Linked DNA regions of Homo sapiens: region 2 is linked to region 1. Evidence: chromatin loops called from intact Hi-C (ENCODE). Cell type or tissue: Caco-2. All regions are shown on one strand. Links, peaks and the distances in the headings refer to the core of each region. The heading gives the core; the rest is flanking DNA.

Region 1 (15,276 bases), core at 4,112-12,111:
CCCTTGAGGCCAGGAGTTGAGACCAACCTGGCCAACAGGGGGAAACCCCATCTCTATAAAAAAAATACAAAAATTAGACGTGCATGGTGGCGCATGCCTGTAGTTCCAGTTACTTGGAAGGCTGAGCCTGGGAGGTGGAGGCTGCGGTGAGCTGAGATTGTGCCACTGCACCCAACCCTGGGTGACAGAGTCAGACTCTGTCTCAAAAAAAAAAAAAAAAAAAAAAGTTAAAAACCACTGAGCATATTGGCTCACCACACTTTGGGAGGCTGAGCCAGGAGGATTGCTTGAGGCCAGGAGTTCAAGCCTAGCCTGGGCAACATAGTGAGATCCCATCTCTATAAAAATAAAAGTAAAAATTAGCAGGGCATGGTGGTGCATGCCTGTAGTCCTAGCTACAATAAACAAACATAGTAGGCTGGGCGTGGTGACTCATGCCTATAATCCTCACACTTTGGAAGGCTGGGGCAGGAGGATCATTTGAGCCCAGGAGTTTGAAACCAGTCTGGACAACATGGTGAGACCCGCTCTCTACAAAAAATTTAAAAATTAGCCAGGTGTGGCCAGGCACAGTGGCTCATGCTTATAATCCCAGCACTTTGGGAGGCTGAGGCAGGTGGATCACGAGGTCAGGAGTTCGAGACCAGCCTGGCCAAGATAGTGAAACCCCATCTCTACTGAAAATACAAAAATTAGCTGGGCATGGTGGCACGTGCCTGTAATCCCCGCTACTCAGGAGGCTGAGGCAGGAGAATCACTTGAACCCAGGAGGCGGAGGTTGTGGTGAGCTGAGATCACGCCACTACACTCCAGCCTGGGCAACACAGCGAGACTCCATCTCAAAAAAAAAAAAAAAAAAAAATTAGCCAGGTGTGGTAGTGCATGCCTGTGGTCGCAGGTACTAGGGAGGCTGAGGCGGGGGGATCACTTGAGCCTGGGAGGTTAAGGCTGCAGTGAGCCATGATCACACCACTGCACTGCAGCCTGAGTGACAGAGCAAATCCCTATCTCAAAAATAAAACAAACCAAAAAGAAAAACAAAAACAAAAACCCAAAGTTACAATCCTTTGTTTTTTGTTTGTTTTGTTTTGTTTTTGAGACAGAGTCTCACTGTATCACCCAGGCTGGAATACAGTGGCACAGTCTCAGTTCACTGCAACCTCTGCCTCCCGGGTTCAAGTGATTCTCCAGCCTCAGCCTCCCAAGTAGCTGGGTTTACAGGCACGGTGCCACCACTCCCGGCTAATTTTTGCCTTTTTAGTAGACATGGGTTTCGCCATGTCGGCCAGGCTGGTCTCGAACTCCTGACTTCAAGTGATCCACCCACCTCAGCCTTCCAAAGTGCTAGGATTACAGGTGTGAGCCACCGCGCCCAGCCTGGTTTTTTATATTAATTGTCCCCCCACGCCGGCCCACCTCTTTCCCTGGACATTCAGGCTACCAAGAAGAGTGTACTGGCCATCCTGAATTCCTCAGCCCATGCTTACCTTTAGTCCTATGCAAAGTAGTGTCTGTTCCTGCTTTACTGGAACACTGCAGTTTTTGGCAAAGTGAGGACTAACTTTCTCAACCTTTCCTTCCCCACCTAAAACACCTTTTCTTCAACTAGCTTTCAATTTTGAGATTTGCCAACATATGGTCTTGGCCTTCAGCTCTTCCTCCGGGCTACTCTAGGTATCCAGAGTGAAGCTCTCTGGTGCCTGAAGGCATACCTCAAAGACTCAGCCTGAAATCCAAGTAGCCTGAATTCCAAATCTTGTGAGTGAACTTGGGCCTATCCACCTCCCTTCTCATTCACTGCTATTTTTATGTTCTGGAACTTACTCCATCTTCTTCTTTTTCTTCTTCTTTTTTTTTTTTTTTTTTTTTTTAACACTTTTTTGTTTTGTTTCATCTTTTTGACTTTTTCTTCTTTTTGAAATGGAGTTTCACTCTTGTTGTCCAGGCTGGAGTGCAATGGTGCAATCTTGGTCCACTGCAACCTCCACCTCCTGGGTTCAAGCAATTCTCCTGCCTCAGCCTCCAAAGGAGCTGGGATTACAGGTGCCCGCCACCACGCCTAGCTAAATTTTTTTATTATTATTATTTTTAGTAGAGATAGGGTTTAGTCACGTTGGCCAGGCTGGTCTCGAACTCCTAACCCCAAGTGATTCACCCGCCTAGACCTCCCAAAGTGCTGGGATTACAAGCGTGAGCCACTGTGCCTGGCCTTGATTGTATTAATCAACATCCAAATGTGACTCAACTTACTTCATCTTCTCTAGCCTCTCTACCATATAGTTTCTAATGTGTAGATAAATCACAATCTGTTGAGACTAATCATATTTGGTGTCTAGATCTCTAAAGTCCTCTTTAAAAACAAAAAACAACTCAAAGTTTAATCTGCTTACTAAAAATTATATAAATCATTAAGTGTGACGCTCAAGAAAATTTCAAAGTAATAGTGATGTAACAACCACCCACATCAAACTTGCTTACTTTCTGAACTTTATATAAATGGAATCCTATAGTGTCTTTTAGCTCACTCATGTTGGGAGTAGTTTATTAATTTTCAATGGTATATAACATTTCATTGTATGGATCTGCCGCAATTTATCCATTCTATTATAGATAGACATTTGGTCATTTCTGTTTATTTCCATGTTGAAAAACACTACTATGAACACTCATTAGCATTGTTATTGGTGCATTTCAATAACTGCTCAGGAGGCTGAGATGAGAGAATCGCTTAAGCCCAGGAGACAGAGGTTGCAGTGAGTGGAGATTGCACCACCACACTCCAGCCTGGGCAACAGAGCGAGACCCTGTCTCAAAAAAAAAAAAAAAAAAAGAATTTTGGAAAACTTGTATCACCACTGTCTTGACACCTTCCCAATTATTACATTTTTCTGATGAGATTGGTGGTGGTACTAATCAATGTGATTTTTTATTATACTGTATAATGAAATGAGTCAGTATTTGGAAAATTAAATATTTCAATAAACCAATATTTTCCTAACGACTAATGAGTGATGTTACAAAATCATGCACGAATAAAAAAGCCATTCAAAGTGTAAGAAGCTACCGTTTGCTGAGTGTTGGTATAGTAGAAAGAATAGTGTCCACAATTATCTAAATATCTGTGTGAGGCTGGATTTTCTTCAGTCAAAACAACATATTGCAACAGATTTAATTTGGAATAGGATATGAGGCTGGGCATGGTGGCTGATGCCTGTAATCCCAGCACTTTCAGAGTTGGAAGTGGGCAGACTGCTTGAGCTCAGAGCTCTGGAGTTTAAGACCAGGTTGGGCAACATAGCAAAACCCTGTCTCAATTTTTAAAAACCATTAAAAAACAAAAAAAGATATGAGAAACCAGCTGTTGTCTATTAGGCCAGACATTAAACAGATTTACAAACATGTAAAATAAGGCCACTTTTTTTTTTTTTTTTTTTTTTTGAGATAGAGTCTCACTCTGTTGCCCAGAGTGGAGTGCAGTGGCACAATCTTGACTCACTGCAACCTCCACCTCCTGGGTTCAAGCGATTCTCCTGCCTCAGCCTCCTAACTGGGATTACAGGTGCACACTACCATGCCCGGCTAATTTTGTATTTTTAGTAGAGACTAGGTTTCACCATGTTGGCCAGGTTGGTCTCAAACTTCTAACCTCAAGTGATCCACCCGCCTTGGCCTCCAAAGTGCTGGGATTACAGGCGTGAGCCACCATGCCTGGCCAGGCCACTGAATTTGTTTTGAGAAACAAATTATTTTTCAGGCCAGGCATGGTGGCTCACACCTATAATCCTAGCACTTTGGGAGGCTGAGGCAGGAGGATTGCTTGAGCCCAGGAGTTTGAGACCAGCCTGGACAACATGGTGAAACCCTGTCTCTACAAAAGCATAAAAATTAGCTGGACGTGGTGGCGCACGCCTGTAATCCCAGCTACTCAGGAGGCTGAGGCAGGATAATTGCTTGAACCCTGGAGGTAGAGGTTGCAGTGAGCCGAGATCATGCCACTGCACTCCAGCCTGGGTGACAGAGACCCTGTCTCAAAAAATAATAATCATAATCATAATCATTTTTCATTAAAAGGTTATCCATGTTAACGTGAGTTATAGTCATTGAATTAGGTTTCTCAAAGTTTGAATTTCTAATATAGTAAATATCAGTATCTATACCTTACAAAACAAAAGCTCTTTAGGGTAATCAATAATTTTTTTTTTTTTTCTGGAGACAGTATCTGGCTCTGTTGCCCAGGCTGGCTGGAGTGCAGTGGTGAAATCTCGGCCCACTTTAAACTCCACCTCCTGGGCTCAAGCAATTCTCCTACCTCAGCCTCCCAAGTAGCTGGGACCACAGGCATATGTCACCACGCTCGGCTAATTTTTGGATTTTTTAGTAGAGATGGGGTTTCATCATGTTGGCCAGGCTGGTCTCAAACTCCTGACCTCAAGGGATCCACTTGCCTTGGCCACCCAAAGTGCTGGGATTACAGGCCTGAGCCACTGCGCCCTGCTGGTACTCAACATATATATATAGATTTTCTTTCTGAGTTGGAGTTTCATTCTGTCACCTTGGCTGGAGTACAGTGGTGTGATCAGGCATGAGCCACCATGCCTGGCCTCAATGATTTTTAAGAGCAGGGGGACCCAAACATTTGAGAACTGCTGGCTCAGATGATCTTAGAGTTTGTAGCTCGGCCCAGTGGCTCAGGCCTATAATCCCAGCATTTTGGGAGGCTGAGGTGGGTGGATTGCTCGAGCTCAGGAGTTCAAGACCAGCCTGGCCAACATGAAGAAACCCCATCTTTACAACAAAATACAAAAACATTAGCTGGGCATGGTGCACACACCTGTCATCCCAGCTACTCTAGAGGCTGAGGTGGGAGGATCGCTTGAGCCCTGGAAGTGGAGGTTGTGGTGAGCCAAGATCATGCCACTGCACTCCAATCTGGGTGTCAGAGTGAGATACTATCTCAAAAAAAAGAAAAAAAAATAGAAGAAGAAGAAGAATTTGTAACAATAATATATGCAGGCTGGAGCATTTGGCATAAATTAAATAGGGTTACTTGGTGAAAACTCAGGTTTTTAACTTGAAAGCTGCCTGGTACAGCTATAGGTTGTAGGTGCGGTGGTGGCTCACACCCATAATCCTAGCACTTCAGGAAGGCCAAGGTAGAAGGCTCGCTTGCGGCCAAGAGTTCAAGACCAACCTTGGCAACATAGCAAGAACTTGTTTCTACAAAACATAATTTTAAAAAATATTAGCTAGGTGTGGTTGCACTCACCTGTAGTTCCAGCTCCTCAGGAGACTGAGGCAGGAGAATTGCTTGAGTCCAGACGGTCGAGGCTACAGTGAGCTGTGATTATGCCACTGCACTCCCGTCTAGGTGACAGAGTAAGACTCTGTCAATGAATGAATGAATCAATACAAGTAAATATAAATAAATACATAAAAATATTGCTGGCTTTTTACAGTATGTTGTTCAAAACCAGACCCAACAAACTCACTTACATGAGTTAATTTTGAGGCCACAAATACCTATCACATCTTGGGTGATATCAGAGAAACATTTGAGTAGAGAGGAAGTTGCATAGCACAGTTCACTCATAAAGTAGAAATGGTATATTCACGAGAACTTGAGAAAGTTCGAGGTGTGGTGACTTGCATGCATGAGCAGGTTGTTTATCTACTCCTGAGGCAGATAATAAAGCCGTCCCAGAAACTACTCACCCCTATTGCTTTGTGAGCAGAGCCCTATAGTTCTCTCTCAGCTGAAGCAAAACATGCTGCCTACATTTAAAAGGGGTCTTGAGGTTTTGGCTCCAGTTTGTGTCTCATCTTTACAGTTTTCACAGGATTATATTTTCAGCAAATAGAACAGCTCTAGAAACTTCCTTGGATGTGCCTTTAAAGTTTACACCAAGGCTGGCTTAAGATTGTAGTCAGTTTCTCTCTCCCATGGTAATAAGACCACATATGTCTAGCTAATTGTGTTAACTGGCAATGGCACAATGAAAGAAAATGGAAGTCTAATGGTAAAACACAATTATATAAGGATGTAGCCAAAGAACCATAGGGCATCTCACCAACAATAAATTTTTTTACAATTTTAGGGAAGAGAGGAAGAGAGAAATAAAATCATGGGCTGGGTGCAGTGGCTCACGCCTGTAATCTCAGCACTTTGGGAGGCCAAAGCGGGTGGATCACCTGAGGTCAGGAGTTCGAGACCAGCCTGGCCAAAATGGTGAAACCTCTTCTCTACTAAAAATACAAAAATTAGCCAGGCATGGTGGCAGGCACCAGTAATCCCAGCTACTTGGGAGGCTGAGGCAGGAGAATCGCTTGAACCTGGGAGGTGGAGGTTGCGGTGAGCCGAGATCGCACCAGTGCACTCCAGCCTGGGTGACAGAGTGAGACTCCATCTCAAACAAACAAACAAACAAAAACCACAAAAATCAGCCAGGCTTGGTGGTGGGCGCCTGTAATCCCAGCTACTCTGGAGGCTGAGGCAGGAGAATTGCTTGAACTCGGGAGGTGGAGGTTGCAGTAAGCTGAGATCTTGCCATTGCACTCCAGCCTGAGCAACAGACTCCGTCTCAAATAAATAAATAAATAAATAAAATCATGTTTCGTTGGGCTGTATGTATAAGGATCAGCATCAGATCTTGACAGTGAAGTGAACCCAGGGTCCTTAATTGAGATAGATGTGGAATGTTGTATTCAAAAAAAAAAAAAAAAAAAAAAAAAAAACAACCCCTTGTCCAAAACAGCTGCGACTGAGTTGTCAATTAAGGCTGTTTCTCTGTATCAAAGTGACTTAGAAAAACAAACGAAAAAAGAAAAACAAAATTAAAAAATAAATAAAGTGACTTAGATCCTCCAGGCAAGAATGGATGTTTCATTGTTACTGATAAATAAATTTAAATAGTACATTTTCTGATAGTCTGTAATTTTAGAGAATAATGTTTCTCACTGAGTAAGAACATAATAGTCATTCAAAAATGGGAGATCGGCTGGGTGCGGTGGCTCACACCTGTAATCACAACACTTTTGGAGGCTGAGGTGGGTGGATTACTTGAGGTCAAGAGTTCGAGACCGGCCTGGCCAACATGGTAAAACCCCGTCTTTACAAAAATTCACCTGGCCGTGGTGGCGGGTGCCTGTAATCCCAGCTACTCGGGAGGCTGAGGCAGGAGAATCACTTGAACCTGGGAGGCAGAGGTTGCAGTGAACAGAGATCGTGCCACTGCACTCCAGCCTATGCAACAGAGTGAGACTCCATCTCAAAAAAAAAAAAAAAAAAGGGAGATCATTATGACAATTTACAGCTGCAGCATGTCTTTGGGAGAAATTTAGTTTTGCAGCTGGTTTTATCTGTGTCTGTCTCAACCTGCTATAAATGATGGCAGATTTCTCTTTTCTCTCAGGATATAGTTATATAAAACTTAATTTTATATAAATATATACTGTATATAATATATAAGCTATATATATTATATATAAGCATATATATGTTTTATATATAAGGAAAAGAGAGTCCAGGCTGGAGTGCAATGGTGCCATCATAGCTCATTGCAGCCTCTGACTCCTTGACTAAAGGGATCCTCCTGCCTGCAGCTCCCAGAGTAGTTGGGACTACAAGGCATGAGACACCACACCGGGTTAATTTTTAATTTTTTTGTAGAAACAGGGCCTCCTTATGCTGCCCAGGCTGGTCTCCAACTCCTGGCCTCAGGCAGTCCTCCTATCTCCCACAGTGCTGGGATTACAGGCCTGAGCCATCCCTCTAGGCTCACTAATCTAATTTTTACTTTCTGTTCTCTCAGCTGGGAAAAGGTTAGTTCTCTTAGTAAAGAGGTGCCTTGGAGGGGATTCTAGAAATGGTTAGAAAGCTCAGCTTCACCTTAAATACAACCAAAGCTACTCAAGTATGTCAGCAAAGAAAGTCTGTTTTTTAAAAGAAGAGTTGGCTGGGTGTGGTGGCTCATGCCTGTAATCCCAGCACTTTGGGAGGCTGAAGTGGGTGGATCACCTGAGGTCAGGAGTTTGAGACCAGCCTGGCCAACATGGCGAAACCCCGTCTCTACTAAAAGTACAAAAATTAGCCGGGAATGGATGGCAGGAGCCTGTAATCCCAGCTGCTCAGGAGGCTGTGGCAGGAGAATAGCTTGAACCTGGGAGGTGGAGGTTGCAGTGGGCCAAGATCCCGCCACTGCACTCCAGCCTGGGCGACAAGAGCGAGACTCTGTCTCAAAAATAAATAAATAAATAAGTAAATAAATAGTTAAGTATGAGATCAGTCTCCCTTCCCCCATCAGTAAATCAAAACAACGATTAGGAGACATATTTTAATAGTTCCAGTAAAAACTCCAGGCTAGGCTGGGCACGGCTCATGTCGTAATCCCAGCACTTTGGGAGACCAAGGCAGGAGGGTTGCTGGAGCCTAGGAGTTCCAGACCAGCTTGGACAATATGGTGAAACCACATCTCAAAAAACAAAAACAAAAAACTCCAGACTATGATCACACAGGCAAATATACAGAGAAGGTAAGGTGAAAGGAGAAGTATGTGTTTGACTACAATTTCAGGGCTGGGGGCAGGCCTGGAATCTAAGCCTTCTTTACCATCTCTGCAACCATCATCATTTGTTGCTGGTAGGATTGGGATTGGCTTCAAGTTTTGGTCCTGTAGATCTGATTGGCTCTGTACCACAGAAGTGGAAAGCTGGGCAAACACATGGGAGTGGGTCCTGGAAAGGGCCTAGTCATACTGGGGCCTCTGGGGTTCCACATCACTGGATGAAGGCAGCCAGGCATTACGACTTTCATAGACTCCAGGTACTTTTAATGGAGCCCCTTTCCTCCATTAAAAAAATACATAAAATTGTACGTTATCTTTATTTTATTTTTTTAGAGATGGGGTCTCTGTCACCCAGGCTAGAGTGCAGTGGTGCAATCATAGCTCACTGCAGCCTCGACCTTGTGCACTCAGGCTATCCTTCCTCAGCTTCCCGAGTAGCTGGGACTACAGGCGCATGTCACCACAACCAGCTAATTATTTTATTTTTTGTAGAGACAGGTCCTCTCTATGTTGCCCAGGGTGGTCTCAAACTCCTAAGCTCAAGTGATCCTCCCGCCTCAGCCTCCCAGTGATGGGATTACAGGCATGTATATATATTTTAAAAATATATTTAAAAAATATATTTTTGGCAAAGCGCAGTGGCTCAAGGCTATAATCTCAGCACTTTGGGAGGCCGAGGTGGGTAGATCACCTGAGGTCAGGAGTTCGAGACCAGCCTGGACAACATGGTGAAACTCCACCTCTAGTAAAAATACAAAATTAGCTGGGTGTGGTGGTGCATGCCTGTAATCCCAGCTACTTGGGAGGCCTAGGCAGGAGAATCACTTGAACCCAGGAGGCGGAGGTTGCAGTGAGCCAAGATTCGCCATTGCACTCCAGCCTGAGCAAAAGAGCAAAACTCCGTCTCTAAATAAATAAATAAATAAAAAATAATTGCATACTTAAAATCTTCTGGCCCTGGCCAGTTGCAGTGGCTCATGCCTGTAGTCCAACATTTTGGGAGGCCAAGGCAGGAGGACTGCTTGAGCCCAGGAGTTCGAGACCAGCCTGGGCAACATAGGGAGACCTCTGTCTCTACAGTGGGTGTGATGGCATGCACCTGCCTCAGCTACCCAGTGAGCTGAGATCGTGCCACTGCACTCTAGCCTGGGTGACAGAGTGAGACCCTGTCTCAAAAAAGAAAACAAAAGAAGAGAAGGAGCCCTCTTCCTTTCTCCGCCATCGTGGTGTGTTCTTGACTCCGCTGCTCGCCATGTCTTCTCACAAGACTTTCAGGATTAAGCGATTCCTGGCCAAGAAACAAAAGCAAAATCGTCCCATTCCCCAGTGGATTCGGATGAAAACTGGAAATAAAATCAGGTACAACTCCAAAAGGAGACATTGGAGAAGAACCAAGCTGGGTCTATAAGGAATTGCACATGAGATGGCACACATATTTATGCTGTCTGAAGGTCACGATCATGTTACCATATCAAGCTGAAAATGTCACCACTATCTGGAGATTTCGACGTGTTTTCCTCTCTGAATCTGTTATGAACACGTTGGTTGGCTGGATTCAGTAATAAATATGTGAGGCCTTTCGTTTTTAAAAAAAAAAAAAAAAAAAAGGAAAGAAAAAGAGAAGGTGAGAAAGAATCTTCCGGCCCTTAAGAGCTCTGTGAAACGTCAGTTTGCTCTGGCCGCTTTCCCATTTTGATCTCGGGCTGGCGTCAGGCCCACTGCAGGATCCCTGGCACCCCAAGAAGCTAACCCAGATGGCGGGAAAAGTGTTCTATTAACCCAGCCAAGTTGGCTCAGTGCATCTCTCCACCTCAGTCTCTGGTGTTGGCTTCCATGCACTCGGGAAAACTGCCCACTTGTCCCCAGGCTTCCAAGGAGGCCCACGTGACTGACTGAGCTCCCAAAAGGTTTTCTTGCACAATAGCCCTCCTGTTTTGGCAGGCTCAGGTGCAAAGGCCTATCGGTCTCCCCAAAGCTGAGAGATGCGAAACCAACACTTGCGAATCAGATTCTGGCCTCTCACTGAGCAGGGAGGTTCTTTCCTCAGGGGAGAGCAGTAATCCCACAGGATCATTTCTTCCTTGAGGAAGAAATAACTGAACTAGCCACTGTTGGGCTACACCTGAGACTGAGTTGTATCTGAGACTAACTGCTTCACGGTGTCCAGCATGCTGGGGATTTATGTGGGGTTTATGGCAGAAGATCCCCACAAGATAATGGGGTGCCATCTTTTCCACACCAGGAAGTGGAATTTGAGAGAAGTTAACTTATTCCTGTGTGGCTCAGATCACCACAGTCCCCCTAAAGAAGCTGTTAAAATTCTATACATGCTGGGTAAAATATTCTTTGTCTACAGTAATGTAAGTGCGTCTCATGATTAGATTAAGGCTTTAATTTTTTTAGGTTTATTTTTAGGGTCTCGCTCTGTCACCCAAGCAGGAGTGCAGTGGTGTGATCATGGCTCACTGCACCCTCAAACCCCTTGGCTTAAGCGATCTGCTAGCCTCCACCTCCTAAAGGGCTGGGATTACAGGCACGAGCCACAATATCTGGCCTTGATTAGGTTAAGGGGTTTTTGTTTGTTTTTTGAGATGGAGTCTCACTCTGTAGCCCAGGCTGGAGTGTAGTGGTGCCATTTTGGCTCACTGCAACCTCTGCCTCTGGGGTTCAAGCAATTCTCCTGCCTCATCCTTTCGAGTAGCTGGGATTGCAGGTAACCACCACACACTGGCCAAATTTTTTTATTTTTATTTTTTTTTATTTTTGAGACAGAGTTTTGCTCTTGTTGTCCAGGCTGGAGTGCAATGGTGTGATCTTGGCTCACGACAACCTCCGCCTCCTGGGTTCAAGTGATTCTCCTGCCTCAGCCTCCTGAGTAGCTGGGATTATAGGCATGCACCACCATGTCCGGCTAATCTTTTGTATTTTTAGTACAGACTAGGTTTCTCCATGTTGGTCAGGCTGGTCTCGAACTCCCGACCTCAGGTGATCTGCCCGCCTCAGCCTCCCAAAGTGCTGGGATTACAGGCATGAGTGACCGTGTCTGGCCCACACCCATCTAATTTTTGTATTTTTAGTAGAGACCGGTTTTCTCCATGTTGGTCAGGCTGGTCTCAAACTCCTGACCTCAAGTGATCCTCCTGCCTTGGCCTCCCGAAGTGCTGGGATTATAGGCATGAGCCACCTTGCCTGGCCAGGTTAAGGTTTTAAATGTTTATTGCATCAGAGCCATAGCTAAATCTTGTTTTCCTGTAAGTATGCCCTGCACACCTGATAGTCAAGTTTTCTCAGAAACCATTGAGGGTGAGAGGGGGTGGGATCAGGGGCAGAAAACTGGAACCTCCACACAGTCCTAGATGATCATGTGGAGTCTGGAACATGCTTTTCACTATTTTGAGTTTTTTCTTCTATGCTGGCTGTGGTGGCTCACGCCTGTAATCCCAGCACTTTGGGAGGCCAAAGTGAGAGGACTGCTTGAGCCTAGGAGTTCAAAACCAGCCTGGCAACATAGTGGGACCCTGTCTCTACAAACAGACAAACAACAACAACAACAAAAAGAGCTGGAAAATAGCTGGGTGTGGTGGCAGGTGCCTGTGGTCTCAGCTACTCAGGAGGCTGAGATGGGAGGGTCGCTTAGGCCTGGGAGGTCGAGGCTTCAGTGAACCGAGATCGTGCCACTGCATTCCAGCCTAGGCAAGAGAGTGAGACCTATCTCAGAAAAATAGAAGTTTTAAAACAAACACATAGTTAATTGTAAGAACGAAATAGTATATTCAGCAGATACTATTCTGAAACAACCAAACAATATTTCTACAAATATAGTAGAAAATGTGTAAGGACATGCATGGGGATGATATATACACACTAGCTTCAGGATGATTTCCTCTGGAGAAGGAAAGGAAAGATGCTTGAGTAATATCTGTTTTAAAAACAGAGGAGTGAGGCAAATGTGGGGAAATGTCAACATCTGTTAAACTCGGGGAGGGTACATGGCCGTGTTATATTACTTTTTTGGATGTGTGAAACCTTTCATAATCCAAATTTTTAATTAAAATTACAAACATTGGGAAAAAATGTCCATCGATAATGGTTGTCTTAGGATACTGGAAATAAAGGAAAATTGTCTAACTTGCTACATGTTCTATAAGACCACCTCTGACGTGTTGTTTAAAACATGACACACTTGCTTGAATGATTTAAAAATGGTAACCATCCGGAGAGTCAGAAGATAACAACAGGGAGCAGAACAGAGAAAACTGACACATTGAACAAGCCTGCCCTGGGTCCGATATACCTATCTTTGGGAGGCAACGATGAAACCTTAACCTAGCCAGCAAAGGTGATTCCCAGTCTATTAATAGAGTCGTCAATTCAAACTCACACTGTTAATCAGCTATAAGGTGGGCAGAGGACTTTCAGGCTAAGCATACCTTACGAGCAGAGATGACGAAGGAGAGCATTGGAGACCCAACAGGAGGCCAAATGAATACTAGTTCAAGGTCAAAGAGGCAATCCCGGCGATTGAAGCAGCGCAGGAAGTGTCCAATGGTGCCGCTATGCCGGGGCGTCGCTTGCACCCGCTCACCCCGACGCGGTGCGAGGCGCCGCCGGAAGGGGCGGAGCGGGTCGAATATGGTAAAAGAGAGCCCGAGCTTCGCGCCTGGGTCTGGAAGAGGTCTTGCGAAAGCCGCCTCGAGCGCGCTCCGCGGCTGCTGGTCCCAGTATGGTCGATGATGCTGGTGCCGCTGAGTCCCAGCGGGGCAAACAGACTCCGGCCCACTCCCTGGAGCAGCTGCGTAGGTTACCACTTCCGCCGCCACAGATTCGCATCCGGCCCTGGTGGTTTCCGGTGCAGGAACTGAGAGACCCTTTGGTGTTCTACCTAGAGGCATGGCTGGCAGACGAGCTCTTTGGTGAGCGACCCCAGGTGTGCTAGTGGGCTGTCCACCTCCAGTCTGAGAGAGGCTTGGCAGAGCAGCTCTCTACAGTCTCTTTCCCAGATTCGCAAGCCAGGAGTGTTGCAGTGATGCCCACCTTCCAGTTCTTCCCTTCCCTGGCCAACATTCCCTTCAAATCCAGCTTCTAACCTGCCACCGTGCAGCCCCTCAGAGTTTTTCCTTACTTGTTTAGGCCCAGACCGAGCCATAATTCCAGAAATGGAGTGGACGAGCCAGGCCCTGCTGACAGTGGACATAGTGGACTCAGGGAACCTAGTCGAAATCACCGTTTTCGGGCGGCCCCGTGTACAGAATCGGGTGAAGAGCATGCTCCTGTGCCTGGCATGGTTTCACCGAGAACATCGTGCCCGAGGTGAGGGTCTTTGAGAACCTGCATGTGGAGGAAGCCACGAGTGACCATACTGGCCTTGCTCGGTTTCCTTCCATCCTCCCTTAACCTTCTCAAAATTTCTTGGTTTCCAGACCCCAGGGAGCTAGCTGTACGAAGTTTGTTGGGAGGGGATCCTGGGGTAGGACCTTGGGAAAGTCAGCAGAGATCTGATAGATTCAGACCCATCACTGCCCAAGTCAGCCTCACCTGGGTTACAGCACTATCGCAGATCTTTCTCTCCTCCCCAACTCCCAGTCACGGAGTAGTTCGAAACAGCAAACACTTGTCCCTGTCCATGGTTAGTATCAACTGCTTCTCTTCCAGCTGAGAAGATGAAACACCTTGAGAAGAACTTGAAGGCCCATGCATCAGACCCCCACTCTCCCCAGGATCCTGTTGCTTAAGACAACATAGTTACTGTTGGGAACATCTTAACTTTCTAACTTTTGCTGCTAAAGTTGAAGAAAAGCAAGTATAGCATTCTTAAATCCCCGTATTCCTTTTTCCTGTGTCTTGATGGATTGTGGTTTATTTTGTTGCAAGAGTGAGTTTGAACTATTCTAATAAAGAAATGGCTATTTTGCCAAAAGCATTAAGATCTTCACACACTTATAATAAAGCAAATTTATAAAAGATTGACTCCCACTCATGTTTTGATATGAAGGGTGGGCAGGTGATAGTTTTGTAGGTTTTTGTTTTTGTTTTTTTTTCCTGAATTCCCATCATTTTGAAACTCCTAATCCTTTTATGATTTTCTGGTCAGAGAGAGGCCCTCACCCACAGGGAGCGGATATGCAGGGGCAGATAACCTCACAAATGGTGATCTGTTTTGTTTTTACATAATTGGTCCTCAAACTTTAAAGCTTGTAAGAAATCACCTTGGGAGCTTGTTAAAACACAATTTCCTTGGCTCCTTCTCCAGAGAATTCTGATTCAGTACTTTTGGGGTGGGGCTTAAAATTTCATTTCTGATGAGCTCACACATACTACTAAAGCAGCTTATCTGAGGCTCTCACTTTGAAGCTGGTAATTGATCCCCCGAAGAGCACCAGCTGTGCGTTTTCCTGGAGTGGGGCATCCATTGGGCAGAGGATGACGTTGCAAGAAGCAAGCCTGGGCGGTCAGCGTTCATTAATGGTAGTTTTCGATTTACCACGGAAGAGCAGGGTTCCCAGGCACCTTGGCTCGTGGATGGCGCCCTGCCTTGGAGCCGGCTGTCTACCTTTTTCTACAAGGCGAGGCTGCACGGGTGTCCGGCATGGGCCAGGTTGTTTTTCCACTACGTGTTGTACTGAAATTACCAATCTCTGCAAAACAGCTCCTATCCTTGCCGCCCCACTTTCTGGAAGTAGAATTTTTGGGGCGAAAGGTGCCAAAAGCCCTGTGG
Region 2 (14,669 bases), core at 1-8,000, 66 kb after region 1:
CAAATGGAAAACAAAAAAAGGCAGGGGTTGCATTTCTAGTCTCTGATAAAACAGACTTTAAACCAACAAAGATCAAAAGAGACAAAGAAGGCCACTACATAATGGTAAAGGGATCAATTCAACAAGAAGAGCTAACTATCCTAAATATATATGCACCCAATACAGGAGTACCCAGATTCATAAAGCAAGTCCTTAGAGACCTACAAAGAGACTTAGACTCCCACACAATAATAATGGGAGAATTTAACACCCCACTGTCAACATTAGACAGATCAATGAGACAGAAAGTTAAAAAAGATATCCAGGAATTGAACTCAGCTCTGCACCAAGCAGACCTAACAGACGTCTACAGAACTCTCCACCCCAAATCAACATAATATACATTCTTCTCAGCACCACACCGCACTTATTCCAAAATTGACCACATAGTTGGAAGTAAAGCACTCCTCAGCAAATGTAAAAGAACAGAAATTATAACAAACTGTCTCTCAGACCACAGTGCAATCAAACTGGAACTCAGGATTAAGAAACTCACTCATAACTGCTCAACTACATGGAAACTGAACAACCTGCCCCTGAATGACTACTGGGTACATAATGAAATGAAGGCAGAAATAAAGATGTTATTTGAAACCAATGAGAACAAAGACACAACATACCAGAATCTCTGGGACACATTTAAAGCAGTGTGTAGAGGGAAATTTATAGCACTAAATACCCACAAGAGAAAGCAGGAAAGATCTAAAATTGACACCCTAACATCACAATTAAAAAAACTAGAGAAGCAAGAGCAAACACATTCAAAAGCTAGCAGAAGGCAATAAATAACTAAGATCAGAGCAGAACTGAAGGAGATAGAGACACAAAAACCCTTCAAAAAATCAATGAATCCAGGAGCTGCTTTTTTGAAAAGATCAACAAAATTGATAGCTAGCAAGACTAATAAAGAAGAAAAGAGAGAAGAATCAAATAGACGCAATAAAAAATGATAAAGGGGATATCACCACTGATCCCACAGAAATACAAACTACCATCAGAGAATATTATAAACACCTCTATGCAAATAAACTAGAAAATCGAGAAGAAATGGATAAATTCCTGGACACATACACCCTCCCAAGACTAAACCAGGAAAAAACTGAATCCCTGAATAGACCAATAACAGGCTCTGAAATTGAGCCAATAATTAATAGCCTACCAACCAAAAAAGTCCAGGACCAGAAGGATTCACAGCCGAATTCTACCAGAGGTACAAGGAAGAGCTGGTACTAGTCCTTCTGAAACTATTCCAATCAATAGAAAAAGAGGGAATCCTCCCTAACTCATTTTATGAGGCCAGCATCATCCTGATACCAAAGCCTGGCAGAGACACAACAAAAAAAGAGAATTTTAGACCAATATCCCTGATGAACATCGATGCAAAAATCCTCAATAAAATACTGGCAAACCAAATCCAGCAGCACATCAAAAAGCTTATCCACCATGATCAAGTGGGCTTCATCCCTGGGATGCAAGGCTGGTTCAACATATGCAAATCAATAAACATAATCCATCATATAAACAGAACCAAAGAAAAAAAACCACATGATTATCTCAATAGATGCAGAAAAGGCCTTTGACAAAATTCAACAGCGCTTCATGCTAAAAACACTCAATAAATTAGGTATTGATGGGACGTATCTAAAAATAATAACAGCTGTTTATGACAAACCCACAGCCAATATCGTACTGAATAGGCAAAAACTGGAAGCATTCCCTTAGAAAACTGGCACAAGACAGGGATGTCCTCTCTCACCACTGCTATTCAACATAGTGTTGGAAGTTCTGGCCAGGGCAATCAGGCAGGAGAAAGAAATAAAGAATATTCAATTAGGAAAAGAGGAAGTCAAATTGTCCGTTTGCAGATGACATGATTGTATATTTAGAAAACCTCATCTTCTCAGCCCGAAATCTCCTTAGGCTGATAAGCAACTTCAGCAAAGTCTCGGGATACAAAATCAGTGTGCAAAAATCACAAGCATTCTTACACACCCAGCCCCATTTTCGACGCCCTCTACTTGGCAGCCGGTGAGCCCCCGGCCCCTGCGTTTCTGGCTCCAGCCCCAGGTGGCGGCGCTGTAGGCTGGAGCCCCTGGAAAGCGCTGGCCTGGCAGCCCTGGGGAGTGTTCCAGGCCCTTGGACCGCAGGGAGGGCAACCAAATGGCAGAGGCGGTAACGGAGAGCATCCCTGAACGGTAAAAAGTCGTCTAAAGGATCGAAGAAACGGAGTGTGAGCGAGTCCGTGGGCGGGACAGCACCTTCGGGTGCCGGTCAGAGGAGCGAGCGGCGGAAGAGGCGGGTCCAGGGCGGTGTAATTAAGGCGCGGAGCCCAGACCCTCCTGCTACAGTGCCTCGGGCTTTCCTGGAGGCGGGCGGCGGGATGCTGCTCCGTTCTCCGGGTCCTCTCCTCCGGTTCTTGTCGTTTGGTCACGCCCTCAGTTCAGTCGGTTATTGGAAAACGATCAAGGCCCAAAGATGGTTTACGTGGCGTTGTGGATGTTATCACCGTTGTTTGGTGACCGAGCCTGGAGCTTGAGCCCTGGGACGTCTTGCCAGCCGCATGTGGTCCCGTGCCCACTTCTCGCGGTGGCGCGTTAATCCACCTAGACTGTGCATTGGTCCAGTCTGGGTTGACCCCGACCCGAAGTGGCCCTTTCCTTCGCGTCCTGAACTTCGCTTCTCCGTCGGTGTCTGGTCTCTTCCCGCCGGCGGGCTCTGCGGTGGCGGGAGGAGCTGTACTACTCGTGCCTTAGCGCACCCTTACTTTCCCAGGCCAGAAACGCGAAATGCTGTCGGCCTTCCAGAGGCTGTTCCGAGTCTTATTTGTGATTGAAACAGTCTCAGAATACGGAGTCCTGATCTTCATTTATGGATGGCCCTTTCTCCAGACCCTTGCGATGCTCCTGATCGGGACAGTGTCTTTCCACCTTTGGATCCGCAGAAATCGAGGTGAGTGGCTTTAGGGGCCCTGGTAGGAAAAGCTTCCTTCACCCAGGTGCCCGGAAAGGCGAGTTTCGCTTCCGGGATCTTTCAGGATCACTCCAGCTCCTTAGTCTGAAGGCCTAGGACAGTTCTGCAAATCACCATGTTAAAAAAAACCCTGGGTGTGCCTCCTGGTTTGTGAGTAGAAAGGGCAAGATGTGGTTGGGAAGGAAGATTGTGGCTAGAAGCAACCAAAGGTGGAAAATCTAGGACATTTGTGCACTGTAGGTTTAGAAGTCCCAGGAATCCCAGGCCAGCTCCTCTAGGGGGCCATCTTCCACTAAATCTCTTTTGCGGGTCTGCCCCGTCACTTAGATACCCTAGGAGAGCTGATCTCAAAGCGGAGTCCCGCGATCAGCAGAATCAGCATCACCTGAGAACTCCTTAAAAATGCAAACTGCCAGGCGCGTTGGCTCACGCCTGTAATCCCTGCACTTTGGGAGGCCAAGGCCCATCACTTGAGGTCAGGAGTTTCAGACCCGCCTGGCCAACATGGTGAAACCCATCTCTACTAAAAATACAAAAATTAGCCTGGCGCGCGTGCCTGTAATCCCAGGTACTAGGGAGGCGGAGGCAGGAGAATCGCTTGATCCTGGGAGAAGGAGGTTGGAGTGAGCCGAGATGGCGCCACTGCTCTCCAGGCTGGGCAACAGAGCGAGACTCCGTCTCAAGAAAAAACAAAAAAACAAAAAACAAACCAACAAAAAACAACAGCAAAAAACTCTACCGGGTGCGGTGGCTGACACCTGCAATCCCAGTACTTTGGGAGGCCGAGGTGGGAGGATCGCTTGAGCCCAGAAGTCACAGCCTGGGCAATATGGTGAAACCCCGTCTCTACAAAAAAATATGAAAAATTAGCTGGGCTATGTGGCACCCATCTGAAGTTCCAGCTACTCGGGAGGATCACCTGAGCCCGGGGAGGTCGAGGCTGCAGTGAGCCAAAATCGTGACACTGCACTCCAGCCTGGGCAATCGGAGTGAGACCCTGTCCAAAAAGAAAAAAAAAAAAGCCGGACGCGGTGGTTCACTCCTGTAATCCCAACACTTTGGGAGGCTGAGGCAGGTGGATCACCCGAGGTCAGGAGCTCAAGACCAGCCTGGTCAACATAGTGAAACCCCATCTCTACTAAAAATACAAAAATTGCAGCAGGGCGTGGTGGCTCACGCCTGTAATCCCAGCACTTCGGGAGGCCGAGGAGGGCGGATCATGAGGTCAGGGGATCAAGACCACCCTGGCTAACACGGTGAAACCCTGTCTCTACTAAAAATACAAAAAATTAGCCGGGCGTGGTGGCAGGCACCTGTAGTCCCAGCTACTCGGGAGGCTGAGGCAGGAGAATAGTGTGAACCCAGGAGGCGGAACTTGCAGTGAGCCGTGATCGCGTCACTGCACTCCAGTCTGGGCAACTGAGCCAGACTCTGTCTCAAAAAAAAAAAAAAAAAAAAAATTAGCTGGGCCTGGTGGTGCGGTGCCTGTAATCCCAGCTACTCGGGAGGCTGAGGCAGGAGAATCGCTTGAGCCCGGGAGGCAGAGGTTGCAGTAAGCAGGGATTGCACCATTACTGCACTCCAGCCTGGGCGACAGAGCGAGACTCTGTCTCAAAAACAAACAAACAACAACAACAAACTCTGTCGCCTACCCCACATCCACAGAATCAGAAACTCTGGGGGTGAGGCACAGAGACCCGTGTTTTAAGAAGACCTCCAGGTGATGTGGATGCATGCTGTTGAAAAATCAGAGCTCTAGGGTCATCTCCACAAGGCATGCATATGATCAGCTGCTCTCTTTTTAGCCAGAGCACGAGCCAGGCGGTTGCACGGTTCTTCATGGGCCTCTGGGCACTCCGTTTAAGGCTGGGGCCTGAGGGAATCTCAGGCAGGGACGGCGTTGCTTGCGGAAAGCCTGCTGGCCTGGGGATCAAGAGGCCAAGACCCCAGTTCTGTTTGTGCCATGAAAGATGAGGACAGGGAAATGGATGTGTGTGTGGGCAATTGTTCTTAAATCTGTAATGGTTTAAGTAATTGCAAACTCCAGCTTTTAAATAATGCTCTAATGATTTTATTTAATTAATTAATTAATTTATTTATTTATTGTGAGACAGGGTCTCGCTCTGTCGCCAGGCTGGAGTGCAGTGGCCTGATCTCGGCTCATTGCAACCTCCGCCTCCCGGGTTCAAGCAATTCTCTGCCAGCCTCCCGAGTAGCTGGGATTACAGGCGCCCGGCATCACGCCTGGCTAATTTTTATATTTTTAATAGAGACGGGGTTTCACCATCTTGTCCAGGCTGGTCTTGAACTCCTAACCTCGTGATCCACCCGCCTCAGCCTCCTGGGTGCTGGGATTACAGGCATGAGCCACCTTGCCCGGCTGCTCTAATGGTTATATAATAAATAATTTACATTAGTTTAGTGTTGATCAGTGTTCTTTCCAGGGTAAAAGGAAAAACATTTTCAAAAGGTAGTTGTGTCTTCTCACAGTGTTTGGGGGTTTAAGTGAAAGTTTTATTTTCTCTCTTTCTTCCTGGTCTGTCACCCAGGCTGGAGTGCAGTGGCACAATCTCAACTCACTGCCATCTCTGCCTCCTGGGTTCAAGCGATTCTCCTGCCTCAGTCTCCTGAGTAGCTGGGACTACAGGCGTGCGCCACCACACCTGGCTAATTTTTTTGTATTTTTAGTAGAGACGGGGTTTCACCGTGTTGGCCAGGATGGTCTCGATCTCTTGACCTCGTGATCTGCCTGCCTCGGCCTCCCAAAGTGTTGGGATTGCAGGCATGAGCCACCACGCCCAGCTAAGTGAAAATTTTCTAAATAGTCTTCAACTCCCACCCCCACTGCCCCGGGGCACCAACCCCCACCCCAAGCTAGAAGGAGGGTATTATCTATTCTGGGGAATTCTGTCCAGCAGTCCAGTCAGATGAGGGCATGAAATAGCTCCTTGGTTTGTGAACCACAGGGCTCACTGCTAGCTTTAGCACAAGCAGTTCAGTTGCAGGAGTGAGATTCTCAGAAACCAGGTTGGAGTGAGTTGAAAAATTTAAATGGGGATGCATGTGGAATATGTTTAGTGGACGTTTTTAGTAAGCAGAACTGATGCTCCTGGATGGGAAAACCTGGGTAATTTTTGTTGGGATGGGGAAATAGCTGGGAACGGAGAGGCTGGGGGAAGAGGGAGCTTAATTACTCGGGGTGTCGGGTGAGGGAGGGCAGAGTTGATGCAGTGGGAGGGAGAGTCTAGAGGTAGCAGCCTCCAAGCCCCAGTGAAAGCAGAGGGGTTGTGATTTAGAGCTCTGGTGGAGGGGAGCAGTTTCTGGTAGAAGGAGGAGTATAAGTAGGAGCAGGAGGCAGGAAGGGTGAGGATTCAGGGAGCTATATGGAAAGATTCATTCTGGTTGAAGATAAAGAATACTCATTTTGTTTAATCCCTGATTACTTAATTTATGACTACTAATTAACATTTCCGCAATAAAAACACTAAATGCATATGTACCTGCTTTCATAACTAATAACCCAAAACTTACAGACTTAAAAATATAATTTGCTCAATTTAAAAATAATCAGAGGCCAGGCGTGGTGGCTCACACCTGTAATTCCATCACTTTGGGAGGCCAAGGTGGGCAGATCACTTGAGGTCAGGAGTTCAAGACCATCCTGGCCAACATGGTGAACCCCGTCTCTACTAAAAATACAAAAATTAGCGGGGTGTGGTGGCGGGCTCCTGTAATCCCAGCTACTTGGGAACCTGAGGCAGGAGAATCACTTGAACCCAGGAGGTGGAGGTTGCAGTGAGCCAAGATCGTGCCACTGCACTCCAGCCTGGGTGACAGAGTGAGACTATGTCTCAAAAAATAATAATAATTAAATCAAAATCCAATATATTATATTCTCTTAAATGCTAAAAACTTTTAAAAGTAGCTAGAATATCTTAAAAATTTATTTGTTAACCTTTGAGGGCTTGCTCAAGTGCCAGGTCCTTTCTGTTTTGGATGTGTGCTCTTCTTCAATATTCAAAGAAGCCCATGAGATTGGTTCTCTGATTACTGCCTTGAATTTCAGACACAGAGAAACTAAAAAACTTATCTAAAGTCACTCATCCAGTAAATGGAAAAGTTGAGGTTTGAATCTTGGCTCTTATGCTATGTTGTCTCCTTATGATTGTAGTGAATACAAAATAGATAACAGTTTCATTGAAACCAGTTTAAGAAAGGCGAATTCCATGACTTCAAATTTGTTTCTTTATTATCTCTCTCTATATTTTTTATATTATATATATATTTTTGAGATGGAGTCTTGCTCTGTCACTTAGGCAGGCTGGAGTGCAGTAGCGCAATCTTGGCTCACTGCAACCTCTGCTTCCCAGGTTCAAGCAATTTTCGTGCCTCAGCCTCCCGAGAAGCTGAGATTACAGGAGTCTGCCACCATGCCCAGCTAATTTTTGTATTTTTAGTATAGATGAAGTTTCACCATATTGGCCAGGCTGGTCTTGAACCCCTGACCTCAGGTGATCTGCCCACCTCAGCCTCCCAAAGTGCTTGGATTACAAGTGTGAAGCACTGCATCTGGCTTCTATACTTATTTTAATACTGGAATGGGATGCAATTTGTTATATATGTTCCCAGAATTGCAAAAATATTACCAGGATATATCTTGATACTTTGGGTTTTAGTAGTTTTCAAAGACCTCCAAAGAAAACGCATCCCAGACCAGCTATGTTGGTGACTGATAGATTCAGAAAGGAAACTGGACCTTGTTTCACAGTCCAGTTCTGTGAAACCTGAGCCAATTATTAGGCTAAGTCTAGCAATCCACTCATTATGTTGCCAACCTTTTCTTTGATTTTACTTAATTTTTGTTTTAAAGTATGTAATATATGTCATTGTAGCAAATTCAGAAGATATAAAAGGGTATGTGAACAAAAGTGGCTGGCGCAGTGGCTCACGCCTGTCATCCTAGTACTTTGGGAGACCAAGGTGGGAGAGATCTCTGGAGCCCAGGAGTTCAAGACCAGCCTGGGCAACATAGTGAGACCCCGCCTCTATTACATATATTTATAAAAATAAAACATGAAAAGCCTCTCCCATTCATGGCTCTCAGTCTTCCAGCTCTACCCAAATAAATTTTATGTAATATATGCATATTTTATATGTATGTATATGTATGTATTTTAATGTGTGGCAGGATATTTTATACATTGTACCTTTACTTTTTTCATTTTTAATTTTGAGATTTTAGACTTTCAAAAGAATTTCAAAAATCACAGTGTTTCAATACACCCACTACACAGCTTCTACTTATGTTAGCATCTTACCTAACCGTAGAACAATTTTTTTTCTTTTTTTTTTGAGATGGAGTCTTGCTCTGTCACCTAGGCTGGTGTGCAGTGGCATGATCTTGGCTCACTGCAACCTCCGCCTCCTGGGTTCAAGCGATTGTCATGCATCAGCCTCCCGAGCAGCTGGGATTACAGATGCCTGCCACCACGCCTGGCTAAGTTTTGTATTTTTAGTAGAGAAGGGGTTTCCCCACGTTGGCCAGGCTGGTTTCGAGCTCTTGACCTCAGGTGATCCACCCACCTTGGCCTCCCAAAGTTTTAGGATTACAGGTGTGAGCCACCGTGCCCAGCCCACAAAATAATTTTCAAAACCAAGAAATTATTTGCATTTCACCATTTTTTTCATGATTTTAGTTTTTCTGTTCTAGGATACAATTCAGAATCCCACATCATGTTTAGTTGTCCTATGTCCTTGGTCTTGTCTCATCTTTCACAGTTTCTTAGTCTATCCTGTCTTTCATGACCTTGGAACTTCTGAAGAATATCAGCTATTTTCTAGAATGCATCTCAGTTTGGGTTTGTCTGATGTTTTCTCAGGATTAGACTGAAGCTATACATTATTGAGAAGGATGCTACAAAATGATGTGATCATGTGCCCTTCTCAGTGCATCGTATTTCAGGACAGGTGATGTTAATTTTGATCACTTGGCTAGGAAATTGCTTGTGTTCTTTACTGAAAACTTGTGGTTCTTCCATTTGTATTACTAAATATTGTGGAGGAGATACTTCAGACTATGCAAATATCTTGTTTCTGCCTAAACCATCACCCGTGAGTTTTAGCATCAGGGGTCAATTTTGCCTGAGGCAATGATTACTGTGGTCCAGTGGTGATTTTCTCTCTCTCTCTCTCATTCCTTCTGCATTTATCAATGGGAACCTTCATGGAACAGCTGTTGTTTCTTCACCAATGGCTCCTGAATCCCCCCACCCCCAAATCTCTTGTAACCACCATTTTATTCTCTATGAGTTCAACTTCTGTACATTCCACACATAGGTGAAAGCATGAGATATTTTTCTTTCTGTGCCTGGTTTATTTCACTTAACATAATATCCTCCAAGTTTATCCATGTCACCGAAAATGACAGGATTTCCATCTTTTTATTTTTATTTTTGGGGCAGAGTCTCACTCTGTTGCCCAGGCTGGAGTGCAGTGGCACAATGTCGACTCACTGCAACCTCTGCCTCTTGGGTTCAAGCAATTCTTGTGCTTCAGCCTCCAGAGTAGCTGGGATTACAGGCGTGCGCCATCACACCCAGCTAATTTTTGTATTTTTAGTAGAGACCGGGTTTCACTATGTTGGCTAGGCTGGTCTCAAACTCCTGTCCTCATGTGATCGGCACACCTCGGCCTCCCAAAGTGCTGGGATTACAGGCATGAGCCACCGCGCCCGGCCAGATTTCCATCTTTTTAGGCTGAATAGTATCTCATATATCTATATCACATAATGACATTTCAGTCAATGATGGGCCTCAAATACAATAATGGTCCCATCAGACTATAATAGAACTGAAAAATTCCTATAACAGTGGCGTCGTAACCATCAGAATGGTGACAGCACAACACATGAAGTGTTTGGCATGATGCTTGTGTAAACAAACCTACTGCACTGCCAGTCCTATAAAAGGTACAGTACTACCCATTGTATTACAGTTGCCTACAGGATTCAGTTGTATAATATGCCATACAGGTTTGTAGCCTAGGGGTAATAAGCTTTTACCATATAGCTTGGGTGTATAGTAGGCTATACAATCTAGGTTTGTGTAAGTACACTCTATAATGTTTGCACAACTATGAAATCTCCTAACAGTGCATTTTTCAGAATGAATCCCTGTTAAATGATGCATGACTGTATTTTGATTCATTCCAGATTTTCTTTTCTTTTCTTTTATCTATTTTTTTGAGACAGAGTCTCGCTCTGTTGCTCAGGCTGGAGTGCAATGGCACGATCTCGGCTCACCACAACCTCCACCTCCTGGCTTCAAGTGATCCTCCTGCCCCAGCCTCCTGAGTAGCCGGGATTACAGGTGTGTGCCACCATGTCCAGTTAATTTTTGTATTTTTTTAGTAGAGGTGGGGTTTCACCAGTTGGTCAGGCTGGTCTCAAACTCCTGACCTCATGATCTGCCCACCTCGGCCTCCCAAAGTGCTGGAATTACAGGTGTGAGCCACTGCACCCAGCCCATTCCAGAATTTTTTTCTAAACATATACATAAATGAATCTATATAGAGTTCTTAAAATGTACATTATATATGGCAGCAGACAGGGTGCAGTGGCTGATGCCTGTAGTGCCAGCACTTTGGGAGGCTGAGGCAGGATTGCTTGAGCCCAGGAGTTCAAGACTAACCTGGGCAACGTAGTGGGGTCCCTCTCTCTTATATAAAAAAAAAAGTTAGCTGGACATGGTGGCACATGCCTGTAGTCCCAGCTACTTGGGAGGTGAGGTGGGAGTATCACTTGAGCCTAGGAGGTCGAGGCTGCAGTGAGCTGTGATTGTGCCACTGTACTCCAGACTGGGCAAGAGAGTGAGACACTGTCTCTAAGAAAAAAAAAATTTAAAAAACCCTAAGAAACCATTATACATATAGCACAGAATTAAGTATCATATAGTTTTCTGCAACTTGCTCTAAATTTAACAGAATGTTGGTTCACCTTTACAATATCCAGGACAGTATATTATAAGGTGTTTCCATACTGCATACACAATTCCGTCGCTAGGAATTCTGTTTACTTATGAAAGGTCCAGACACCTGTGTCCCAGAATGCTCTCGAAATCATTAGTGAAAAATTGGAGCATATGCAAGTGTCATTTAATGGATATAAAGACAGGTGATTTTTAACAGTGAGTTAGAGTTATGTATACTAACAAAATTGTAAATAATATATTGTTGATTTTAAAATGCCTGTTCAAAACTCTGTGTAGATTATGATAGAAATGGGGAATGAAGGGCAAGGTTTTTTTTTTGTTTTTTTACGGAGTCTCGCTCTGTCGCCCAGGCTGGAGTGCAGGGGTGCGATCTCGGCTCACTCACTGCAAGCTCCGCCTCCCGGGTTCACGCCATTCTCCTGCCTCAGCCTCCTGAGTAGCTGGGACTACAGGCGCCCGCCACCACGCTCGGCTAATTTTTTGTATTTTTAGTAGAGACGGGGTTTCACCATGTTAGCCAGGATGGTCTCGATCTCCTGACCTCGTGATCCGCCTGCCTCGGCCTCCCAAAGTGCTGGGATTACAGGCGTGAGCCACCGCGCCCAGCCGAAGGGCAAGGTTCGTGTCTTCTCAAGATTTTGTTTGAATTCATTGGACACGTATGACCCATGCTGAGGACCAGTCAGACAAGCATGGTAAACTGGCAAGTCTGGCGGCACTGGCTTAATTCTAAGGAAAACTGGATTTTCCATTGGCCTAAATATCCTAGACAACTGCAAACCAAAGAGGTGAAGTTTTTTCCACTTCCAGTATTTAGTCAACCCACTGACATTTTACCTGCATACAGGGCTTATGGATGCCACATGGGGGAGTGAATCCTAAGTTGTGTCTAGTCTTTCATTCAACAAATATTTATGGAGCACATTGTATGTGCCAAGCAGTTCTAGGTGAAGCGAGTACAACAGTGGTGGAAGGAAGGAGTCCTTAGGAGTTCATAGTCTAGTGGTGGTGATAGGGGAAACAGGCATTAATAATGTCTGCTAATTAATTAAGCAAGATTAATGAGAATAACACATAATTGGGTGAGGATATAATTTGGAGAAAAAAAGCAGAGGAGGAGGATGATGTTGTGATTTTCAATTGGGAACCCAGGGAAGGTGTCAGTGGAAACCAGGTAATATTTAATTAACAGACCAGAAGGTGGTGTGGAAAGTGGAAGGGGGAATGAGCTACAAAGCTACGAAGGAAAAGTGAACCGTAAGTGCAAGGGAGAGACAAGGAGAAGGAAGGAGAGAGAAATCTGGAGGAGGAGTCCAAGGTTTAGAGCCTGAACATCCTGAAGAGTGACACTGCCTTGAACTGATGTGGAGAACACCTTCCATGTAGCAGGTGTGTGGGACGGAGGTCAGGGCTCTGGTCGGGTCCTTCAAGGTTAGTTCATGGGAAGCGTGAGGGGATGAGTAGGGGAGGCTGCGATTATGGATGTGAATCCAGAGTCTCCAGCAAAGGGATGTTATTTAACGCCAGGAGACTGCAGAGAGTACCAGGAAGTGAGTGGCTCCGATCCTGAGAAGGTGGGGAACCAGCCTAGGGCCTCACCTGCTCACTCAACTACCCCTGTGTACTTTGTCCCTGCGTTCTCCTCAGCCCAGGAAAAGAATCCCCTCCTTACCCCGCCCCCACTTATCCCAGCAGAATCCCCTCCTCTCATCCCTCCGCCTAGACCACACCGCGGTCTCATTCATTGAAAACCTGATCTGTATCAAACTGGGCCATTCAGGCCAGGTTGGCAGGGTCCTTGTCACCTCCCGTAGGAGCCGCAGGGTCGGGAGGCTGGCGTGTCCAACAGCGCGAGGGGTCCTGGCTGGGGGGTCTGAGCTAGGCGTGCAATCCCGAGCCCCCTCCGCCCCTGCATCCTTCCGCCCTTTTAGGCGCCCCGCCGGCCACACAGGGCCAGTGTGCAGGGCGTGAGGGAGGGACGCGGCCCAGAGGGGCGGCTCCTTGACGCCACCCAGCGCAGCCCGGAAGCAGCCGGAGGTCCCAGCTGGGGAGGGGTGGGGGGACGTTGGATGGCTGGGTTCTGTCACGTCCCCTCCCAGCTCCGCAGTCAGCGGCTCCGTTGGAAGAGAATGTGAACCGCGCTGTCTCCAACAAAGCTGCTCACGGAACAGTGCGTTTAACTTGGCTGCTGGTCGTCGGAGGCGTCAGTCCCTTCAGCAGGGGCGGCTGCTGTGCCCACCCCCGGGGCTGTGCGCCAGAGAACGGTCAGACTCCGCCAGGGATTCTTCTCCTGAAAGAAAAGCACCAACTATCTCCCGAGCGAGCTCTCGACCCACGAAGGCCCTCCCCCGTGCTGGTCCAGCTGCGTGCTGTCGGTGGCATCTGGTGGCTCTAGTCTTGGAGGTTTCCGCGTGCTCCCATTTCTTGCCGTTTTTCTCACTAACGCAGAGGGTCTCCCAATAGGTCTGACACCAGCCTCGTGGACCCTGAAAGATGAAGTCAGCCTCAAGTCGGCAATTCCTTGCCGGAATTCCCCCTTCATTCACTTACTCTCTACAAGTTGCATCCTCTGTCTTCGACATCCCACACTCCTCCTCTTCCTCCCCGTAAGGAGTGTAATAGTATATGTTTACTTAGAAATTTCCCAGGCTGTGGCTCCTCCATATAATCCTAGCTACTTGAGAGGCTGAGGCGGGAGGATCGCTTGAGCTAAGTAGTTGGAGGCTGCAGTGAGCTATGATTGTACCACTGCATTCCAGACTGGGTGACAGAGCGGAATCCTGTCTCTAATAACATCTTAAAAGTTTACAGGCCGGGCGTAGTGGCTCAAGCCTGTAATCCCAGCACTTTGCAAGGCCGAGGCAGGTGGGTCACCTGAGGTCAGGTGATCCTGACCCTGACGGACATGGTGAAACCCCGTCTGTACTAAAAATACAAAAATTAGCCGAGTGTGGTGGCGGGTGCCTGTAATCCCAGCTACTCGGGAGGCTGAGGCAGGAGAATTGCTTGAACCCGGGAGGCGGAGGTTGCTGTGAGCCAAGATTGCGACACTGCACTCCAGCCTGGGTGACAGAGCAAGACTCTGTCTCAAAAAAAAAAAAAAAAAAAAAAAAAAAAAATTTGCAAAGTATAGAGTCCTTCCAGGGCAACAGCTTAGTCTATATTGGAATAGCCTAGTAATGGGAAGAACTCTTGCCAAGGAAAATGGGATTGAGAAATGCTGCATGTGGGAAACTTGAGCCTGTCCTTGCATTTGTCCCATGTGATCCTGGATAAAACCTACTCTCCCTCCTCCATAGCATGTTGAATTGTGTCATCTTCCTCTCCAGTTGGGTTCTACCTGGTCCCTAGGAATGATTGCCTTGACCTCTACTTTTTTTTTTAGACAGAGTCTCGTTTTGTCACCTTCACTGCAACCTCTGCCTCCCAGGTTCAAGGATTCTTCTGTCTCAGCCTCCTGAGTAGCTGGGAATACGGGCATGCCCCACCATGCCCGGCTAATTTTAGTATTTTTAGTAGAGACAGGATTTCACCATGTTGGCGAGGCTGGTCTCAAACTCCCGGAGTCATGTGATCTGCGGTTTTGCCAATATACCTCAGCATCTTGCAAAGGGAGATTTTTGCTAGGACACCGTAGGCCAGAATTTCAGTGCAGGTTTGAGCCAACATTTG

Evidence for each region. Hi-C counts contacts between places; a loop is a spot of excess contacts. Peaks named below come from ENCODE experiments on the same cell type or tissue, not always from the same donor. Only the 100,000 strongest peaks of a DNase experiment are listed, where the experiment ranks them.
Region 2: it touches region 1 in a loop (5-fold over the local background); 6 of 110 quality-filtered maps call a loop at or near these places.

Annotation. Positions count from the first base shown.
Region 1 is chr6:73,367,801-73,383,076 of GRCh38, reverse strand. It overlaps OOEP-AS1 (OOEP antisense RNA 1), which reads right to left and starts at 13,373. Exons shown (of 2, transcript NR_174946.1): 1 at 12,992-13,373. OOEP (oocyte expressed protein) reads left to right here and starts at 13,180. Exons shown (of 3, transcript NM_001080507.3): 1 at 13,180-13,474; 2 at 13,692-13,871; 3 at 14,214-14,522. The coding sequence starts at 13,285. The coding sequence ends at 14,293. It also overlaps the pseudogene RPL39P3. In Caco-2, for the core only: no CTCF peak of the experiment used is centred there; a DNase peak (open chromatin) is centred at 7,676.
Region 2 is chr6:73,297,871-73,312,539 of GRCh38, reverse strand. It overlaps C6orf147 (chromosome 6 open reading frame 147), which reads left to right and starts at 2,162. Exons shown (of 5, transcript NR_027005.4): 1 at 2,162-2,234; 2 at 2,812-2,988. LOC122539213 (KHDC1-KHDC1L) reads left to right here and starts at 2,381. Exons shown (of 7, transcript NR_173146.1): 1 at 2,381-2,988. It also overlaps a transcript of KHDC1 not described here and the pseudogene KHDC1-AS1. RefSeq lists enhancers at 2,014-2,273, 2,794-2,863, 4,525-5,152. In Caco-2, for the core only: CTCF peaks have their summits at 2,129 (motif pointing right) and 3,293; DNase peaks (open chromatin) are centred at 2,339, 2,629 and 3,039; H3K4me3 peaks cover 2,288 bases.